2 separate regions of the Homo sapiens genome follow, and region 2 is linked to region 1. Evidence: chromatin contacts called from ENCODE Hi-C or POLR2A ChIA-PET data. All regions are on one chromosome and are shown on one strand. Each heading gives the region's core, a stretch centred on a gene start or an enhancer-like site at or near the end of the contact. The rest is flanking DNA. Distances are from core to core; before and after follow the strand shown.

Evidence for each region. Hi-C counts contacts between places; a loop is a spot of excess contacts on that map. ChIA-PET counts read pairs that join two places held with the same protein, here RNA polymerase II (POLR2A). Pooled maps may share reads with other maps.
Region 2: a map of transverse colon shows a loop between it and region 1 (3-fold over the local background). The contact joins the enhancer-like site here to the promoter of ANG in region 1. A Hi-C loop is called at or near these places in 3 of 168 maps with a recorded cell type or tissue (adrenal gland, psoas muscle and transverse colon) and 5 of 50 pooled maps. POLR2A ChIA-PET finds 5 or more read pairs at or near these places in 1 of 52 experiments (WTC11).

Annotation. Positions count from the first base shown.
Region 1 is chr14:20,686,357-20,690,503 of GRCh38, forward strand. It overlaps ANG (angiogenin), which reads left to right and starts at 2,408. Exons shown (of 2, transcript NM_001097577.3): 1 at 2,408-2,518. All of the region lies in intron 1 of RNASE4 (ribonuclease A family member 4), which reads left to right.
Region 2 is chr14:20,515,316-20,519,462 of GRCh38, forward strand. No RefSeq gene overlaps it. Among named protein-coding and RNA genes, the nearest start is that of RNASE10, 12 kb to the left of the region's middle. Within about 2 kb of position 1,761, at least 3 of the 41 ENCODE cell types and tissues checked have a DNase peak (open chromatin) inside an H3K27ac peak, as active enhancers do.

The sequences.
Region 1 (4,147 bases), core at 1,158-3,657:
AAGCAGGCAAGAGTAAGAGGTTTGTCAAGTTATTGTTGGAAGCATTGGTCACTGTGACTCAAATTAAAGTAGCTGGATAAAAAAGTGGACCAATGAAGGTCAGTGAAACCTTTCTTTAGGAGTTTTTATTGAATCTGTATTTAAGCAGATTCTCTGTAATTCTCTGTAAACAGTTATTCCCGGAAGAATGCCATGAAATACTTGGGAAAGAGGGAATGGGAACAAAGAGTGAGTGGGCACAAAGCCCAGAGTTGGTTGAAAAGCAAATGTTTAATTTTTGTCTTTGTTTGGAAATACAGGCATGTCAGCAGGACTTTGTCCCCACTGTCCTTCAATCAGTAGTGTTGCCTCTTCCTGGAGACGTGGTTCTTCTTGCCACGTGTGCTTTTCCTTCTTTACCTGTTACTTCCGTTATTGAATAAGTTCATGCTTATAGACCTAAAGTGTTAGAATAATAAAGAAATATAGAAATTATTTAGTCCATTCTTCCCATCATCTAATTTTATAATTAGTCCTAAGACAGAATGATACATATATACTCTGTATGAAGGAGGAAAGTGCTCTAACACTAGGGTCCTTGGAAACAGGACCCGTGCATCCCGTGTCTGTGTGCAGGGACATTATTGGCTTGAGGGAGAGAGAGAAAAAAATCTCCAGGAAAGGGGAATGACTTTCAAGTTAAAGCTGTCTGAACATTTAAAAAATATATGAGGTTTTTTGCAATTGGCGATTCCTTCATTTGTATTAAAATTACTGACAAAGATGTGATGTTCCTTAATCATAGAATATAATTCCTTGTTGTATTTTAAACACAAATGACTAAGTGCTTAGATGCATTCTAATGAAATAGTAATTTTTCCCCCAAACCCTACTTTTCATTTCAACAAAACTTCCTTGTGCCAAGTTTAAAAGAAAAACATAAAACTGTCTTTTTGCATTGTGGGCAGATTGTGTATCCTCCAAAGGTTGTCCAGTGAAGGCCCAGAGGCAGAGAAGGGACCTAACTATATTCAGAGGCTGCTGGTTGCCCCACCTCAGCACTACTGCAGAACTCTAAAATCAGAGGCTGCTCTGTTTGTGTGAGTCGGTGCTTGAATTGGTGCTTCAGGCCATGGGGCTGTGTGTGTGCAGGCGCATATGGGTTGTATGCTGTGGCAGGGTACCGCTTTTCGGGACTCAGAGGTGGTGTTGCTTGAGCTAAGCCTGGAAAGACAGGTCAGTTTTCTCCTTGCTTATGAAGGGTTCAAAGTCTGACTCCACCATTCATCTGCTGTTTGTTCTTGGAGTTTCCTCATGAGCAGAGCATATTTACATAATGCCTACCTCACACAGTCCTGGTGTTGGTTGAATGTAGTCATGTATGTGAGAGCTTCACAAAATGAAAGATTGCACTGAATATTATAATTATTGTGATTTCAAGTGCATTTGTTTTACTAGCAGGCAGCCTGTCTTTTCTTGACACCTTCTCAAGTGCAGCCAGACTGAATACTTGGCAGCTAGGTGGGTGACAACAGAGGATTGAGGATTTTTAAAAAGATAACACTGTCCTAGATCCAACACCACTGTGGGCAAATGCTGGGGGTCTGTGAAACAGTTGGTACCCTGCTGCTGTCTGATATTGGAAACTATGAGATCTATAAGGTGATCCTGGTGACCTTTGGCCCACTGTTTTTACGCAAGCAATGGATCTACAGCCCTGCTTTGATGATGGAGATAAGCAATTTTGCAACTACATTACAAGGATCAGAAGATTGAATGTTCAGGGTTAGTCTCTTGTGGACAGGTAAAGATGGAAGAAGGAGAAACCCAGGAAACATGGCAAGCCTGCTTCTGGGGGTTAGAAGCTGAGAAGTTGAGTGTAGGGGGAGGGGCAGTGTACTAATAGCTGTCACACAACCTTCTCTGGAAGTGCTTTCCTGGCTGTATGAAATCGATGGAATAACGTGCTTAGCATCCGTTCATGAAACCAAATGATGTGATACGATAAATAGGATGTGATATGATAAATGATAAATAGTACAGTGGAAAAGCATCCTACTGGAAGACCATATCTTACTCTGTGACATCTTCCAAGGCAGTTCTTGGAGTTGGCCCAGGGAGATCAGAGATGCTATCTTATGGATCCAGACTATTATGTGTGAATAGGGAAACCTCAGTCCTGCCATGAACAAGAGTAAGCACCACAGACAGCAGAAAAGGGCAACTTTTGGACAGAAGGCCATGTTTCTCAAACTTTGTCTTCCAGAACAAATCTCTAATCCATTCAGGTGGGTTAATATCTAACCCAATCATGCCCAGCGAAAAGGTGAATGACCCTCCTCGTTTGTTCAAGAGCAGTGTCCTTGGTTTTCATGTCCCTGCCAGGACTGGGACACTATATATTAGGAACACTATATAATCAGAACCTGGAGAGGCCTCCAGGTTCACACAACTGGAACCCATCTCCAGGAACAAACAGCTGGAACCCATCTCCCGTTGAAGGGAAACTGCCAGATTTTTGTAAGATTCTTCCTCCTGGGTAAACTATTGTTCAATTTGTTTTATATATTATTTCTAGCCATCCATCCATTTTAATGAAACCATTTTCCTCCCTTTAAAGCCTCCAGGCTCAAGCTCATGAATTAAAAAGAAAATGGATCAGATTCTAAAGTTTAAAATGAAAACAGGTTTCTTTTGGGATGGCCTATGTGTGGATAAAGAGAAATTAGTGAGACTGGGAGGAAGTGGAAGTTTAGGAGGGATTTCTAAATTGTGATAAAATCCCCAAAGGCCTGGGGGAGCCATTTGCTGAAGGCCATCGGGAGTCCTCCCCCGTCGTCCACCCCTGTTACAGGCATTACACGTGGCTTAACAAGGAAAGAAACAGTATGTTTTTAGCATTGTTTCCTTCTAACCTTCCCTGCTAATTTCTCTTCTTAGAAAAGTTTTGGATGCTCTTTCAAACAAAGTGGAACACATCCCAAGATCAAAAGAAGGCTCACTGGCAGGTTGAAGGGAAGAAGGAAGGAAAAGCAATAAAGGGATGAATATGCCTTGGGTGTTAGGCTCTTACTTTGGGGGATTTTGCCCTAGGATGTATAAAAGTGTGAAGCCACATTGATGAAAATGATAACTATAGTTACTCATCATAAACTGTCAAGTTAACTCCCTGGTGTGTAAAATTTGATGAATCTTTTGAATACTGAACATTGCCTGTGGGGAGAGGGAGAGAATAATTCTTGTGAATACTAACAGATTCATTTGATACAGAAGATAAAGTTACTCTAAAGAACAGTTGGGGCCAGGTGTGGTGGCTCACACCTGTAATCCCCGCACTTTGGGAAGCCGAGGTAGCCGGATCAACTGAGGTCAGGAGTTCGAGACCAGCCTGGCCGACATGGCGAAACCCCGTCTCTACCAAATACACAAAATTAGCCAAGCGTGGTGGTGGCCGCCTGTAATCCCAGCTACTTGGGAGGCTGAGGCAGGAGAATTGCCTGAACCTGGGAGGTGGAGGTTGCAGTGAGCCAAGATAGCACCACTGCGATCTAGCCTGGGCGATAGAACAAGACTCTGTCTCAAAAAAAAAAAAAAAACAGGCCGGGCGCGGTGGCTCACGCCTGTAATCCCAGCACTTTGGGAGGCCGAGGCGGGTGGATCATGAGGTCAGGAGATCGAGACCATCCTGGCTAACAAGGTGAAACCCCGTCTCTACTAAAAATACAAAAAATTAGCCGGGCGCGGTGGCGGGCGCCTGTAGTCCCAGCTACTCGGGAGGCTGAGGCAGGAGAATGGCGTGAACCCGGGAGGCGGAGCTTGCAGTGAGCCGAGATTGCGCCACTGCAGTCCGCAGTCCGGCCTGGGCGACAGAGCGAGACTCCGTCTCAAAAAAAAAAAAAAAAAAAAAAAAAAAGAAAAGAAAAGAAAAAAAGGACAGAGAACAGCTGGGACTAATTCCACTGACAAAAAGCTGACAGACAGTTACGTGTTTGGGTACAGAAGGATATATCTATAGGACTTTTGCCACCAGATGTGAGGCTTTGCACCCTTGGCTTAGGCAGATTCACTTTTACACCACAAACGATCTGTCTCTTACTGGTTTTCTCCCAATTCCATTTTACCTTGCTTTTTGAGGAATTTAGAGTTGAATATATTGAGAAAGTTTTGA
Region 2 (4,147 bases), core at 511-3,010, 170 kb before region 1:
ATTCCTTGGATGGCCACAAAATTTATATTCTAGGGCCAGTAGAGTCCTTAGACTTGAGCGAGCAGGGCCACTGCCCTCAAGGGTCCCTTTGGAGTGCCTTCCATACAGGAAGTTACCCCACTACAGTATCTGGGACTGGCTGAGGCCAGCAGTGCCATGTGGGTAGGGTGCTCTGAGCTTAGACTAGGACTGGTGTGGGCCCGGGTCCCATTTCTCCCCTTTGGAGCACTGTCTCCCCACTGCCATGTGTGGGGTCAACTAGGTGCTGCAAAAGAGTTCTGGGACTTGGTCAGGCGTGGTGGCTTATGCCTGTAATCCCAACACTTTGGGAGGCCGAGGCAGGTGGATCACCTGAGGTCAGAAGTTCGAGACCAGGCTGGCTAACATGGTGAAACCCTATCTCTACTAAAAATACAAAAAAAAAAAAAAAAAAAAAAAAAGCTGGGCATGGTGGCAGGCACATGTAATCCCAGCTACTTGGGAGGCTGAGGCAGGAGATTTGCTTGGACCTGGGAGAGGGAGGTTACAGTGAGCAGAGATTACAGGCATGAGCCACCGCTCCTAGCCCCAATGGGGCATTTCCTGTCAATGTTCTCTCTTGCCTCCAACTGGTGGGTGATAACATGCTTTCTTGGGTTGGTCTTAATCTGTGCAAGATGAAGGATAATCACTCCTTGCATGAACAGGATGCTTTTTTCACTCTGCCCACGGGTCTCTTGCTAGTAGCAATGTGTGGAAGGTAGGAATGTGGTTAGTTGTAAAAGAGGTCACGTTCTAGGAATGCAGTAATTACGGCTTAAAGAGTTCAAGAGAAAATATGATTGGAAGATATGTTTTATGTTTATACTACAAAACTCCAAATGGCAAATTCTACATGGCCTGAAAATTAATTATCATTCTCATTTTCTGGCATATTCTGGATAAGACTTGCATTTGTGATCATCACCAACAACATAAAGTAATAAAGTAACCTTTGAGAGAGTCATTGGAAGTTGGTATTTAGGCCATAAACTGGATAATTCCCTGTCATGAGTAACACTATAACTGACATTAAATGGCATTAGGAAACTACAGAGGCAAGAAGATACAAATTGTTTCAATTTAAATAGGTTTCGAAGAGCTGTAGCAGTGTGATACCCTTTTTTCTTGTGGTTGGAGACATGAAATATTCAAGAATGGTGCATTTGACAGTAAGGAGTGTGAAGAAATGATTCCTAGATCTAACAGGAAGAGATGATATCTGGACAGTCCGAAGAATCTCCATATACATTGATGGGACAATAAAGAAATATATAGTATCTCTTTCTTTTCTCATTATTCTAAAACTTCATTGACAAATCATGATACTTCACTTGGGCTCATAAATTTTGTAATATATTTAAACATGAAACTGTTTATATAGATAGGGCCCTCTTCCTCACCCTTACCCCCCAAAAAATTTAGCCAGGGCCACACACAGTAGAGGCAGCTCTGGTTGTGGCTGTATCCAAGGTAATGTCTCATGTGTTATGTCCTTATTAGGCTCTCGACAAGAAGTCATCTCCTCGCCTTCCTCAAGTGCTCAGTCTACCAAGCAGGGTAGCCTCAGTTGGTTCTTTTCAAGCCTCTCTTTCCCATGAAATGAAGTTACGTTATCCAGCAGAGATTCATTGCTGGTGGGGTCAAAAGGAACTCCAGGGCACAGAGTTTCTGTCATTTTCAGCAATGCTTTGATTTAGCGTGGAATTTGTTGATGTTCCTGCCTCCATTTCCTGTATCCTACGCAGAGACCTGCCTTTCTCTCCTCTTCACATTTTTGCAATGGGCTCCAGTTTGTTTTCAGAAAGTGATTCACATCCCAGAGACGTCACTTCCAGGAGCAGCTGGGCTGATTCTTTATAAGAATTATGATTCAGAAACCCAGTTAAGTTTGGATTTAGGGGAAAGGTAAGGGGAAGAGGAAAATGGTAATATTAAGGCCAAGCAACAGAGGCAATGAGGGAAATGTGAGTCTCATGTTGAGACATAATAGTCCATTACCTATGGAAATAGGATTTCAGGAGGTACTGGGATGCCCCAGTGTTTGAAAATGTCAGCTCTCCAGCACTAGCATGAGGTTAGTGTTTGGAATTATATCCTTATAAACTTATTGCATATCCCTATACACAAGTATATAAAATTATTAACTTCAAAAAATGGGATCTTCGGCACATTTATAAGGTGACAACAAGAAAAGAAAAAAGCAAAATAGGCCTTATTCTATGAATGCTTTTGCATGCGTTTGGCACTGTGCTACCTACTTACTGGGTATACAGTCATTAAAACAAAACAAAACAAAACAAAAGAAACAGGCTTTGCAACATATCCACAAATGAGATCCAGAGGGGATAATTGTGATAGGAAGAAGGAAGGTGATGTGATTAGAGCCAGCCCTGGGCACTGCTCTGGAAAGCTGGTCTTGCTAAGGACCAAACATACAGCAAGCAACTGTATTAGAAGACTGGGGTTAAAATAATATATTTGTAAGGTTGAGAACAGTTGATACATATAGACCTCCCTTACCAGGGAGGTGCAGCCATCCCACAGCTGCTGAGTATTCTCTGTCAAGAATTCACAGGTGCACTCTTCTCCAGAGCATAGCCTCCAGCCTATGGGGGCCGCCTTGTTGACAATGTCTAAGAGGTTATGTCCTTCCCCAGGGGTAGCCCATAGCCAATGACTGGCTGATATGGATGTGTAAGAACTTAGACCTCTTGCCTCAATCTTATGGCATCAGTCATGTTTTAGAGCTCCCCATGGGGTCAGGTTTGAGACTAGCTTTTAGCTAAAATCACTTCTTTTTTTAGCTTCTTACATACAGGTTTCTCCTAAGAGCACTCCCTCAATAAATCACTAACTCAAGAACATGTTCTTTTTTTTTTTTTTTTTTTTTTTGAGATGGAGTCTTGCTCTGTTGCCCAGGCTGGAGTGCAGTGGCGCGATCTCGGCTCACTGCAAGCTCCGCCTCCCGGGTGCACACCATTCTCCTGCCTCAGCCTCCTGAGTAGCTGGGACTACAGGCGCCCGCCACCATGCGCGGCTAATTTTTTGTACTTTTAGTAGAGACGGGGTTTCACTGTGTTAGCCAGGATGGTCTCGATCTCCTGACCTTGCGATCCGCCCGCCTCGGCCTCCCAAAGTGCTGGGATTACAGGCGTGAGCCACCGTGCCCAGCCCCTCAAGAACATATTCTAAGGAAGGAATAGGGAATTCATTTTTCTTGAAGCCCTCCAAGAGCTGAAGGTCAGGGGCCCAAGCTGGAGATCACTTCAGGCAGGTGGGCAGGGTAGACTCTAGAATGTCAGTGAAGCATAATGGTTAAGCACATGGAATCTGGAACTTCAATTGAAAATTCCAGAACTTTCATTGAAATTGTACTTCTAACATTTACTAGCTTATCTTAGGTAAGTAACTTCGATTGAAAGTTCCAGAACTGCGTTAAAATTGTAGTTCTAACATTTACTAGCTTATCTTAGGTAAGTAGCCTCTCTGGTTATACCCAGTAGAACTAACACAATGCCTTGTGCATTGTAGGTGTTCAATGTGTATATATCTAGTTGAACTCACTTATTTTTATTTTTATTTTTTGCATAGCCTATTCTCATACATTGACTAATATGCCTTTTTTTTTTTTTTTTTTTTTTGAGATAGTCTCGCTTTGTTGCCCAGGCTGGAGTGCAGTGGCTCGATCTCGGCTCATTGCAACCTCTGCCTCCCAGGTTCAAGTGATTCTCATGCCTCAGCCTCCTGAGTAGCTGGGATTACAGGCACCTCCCACCACGTCAGGCTAATTTTTGCATTTTCAATTGAGACAGGGTTTCACCATGTTGGCCAAACTGTCCTCGAACTCCTGACCTCAGGTGATCTGCCTGCCTCAGCCTCCCAAAATGCTGGGATTACAGTGTCACTGTGCCCGGCCATGACTTGATCTTCCCTGGTCCAATATTCTGGCCCCTGAATCAGTGATGTTTCCATTACACTAGGTTTCCAACTTTATTTTTCTAAATTTAAATGTAAAAAATGTTTTAGGCTGGGCATGGTGGCTCATGCCTTTAATCCCAGCACTTTGGAAGGCCAAGGCAGGAGGATCACCTGAGGTCAGGAGTTCAAGACCAGCCTGGCCAACATG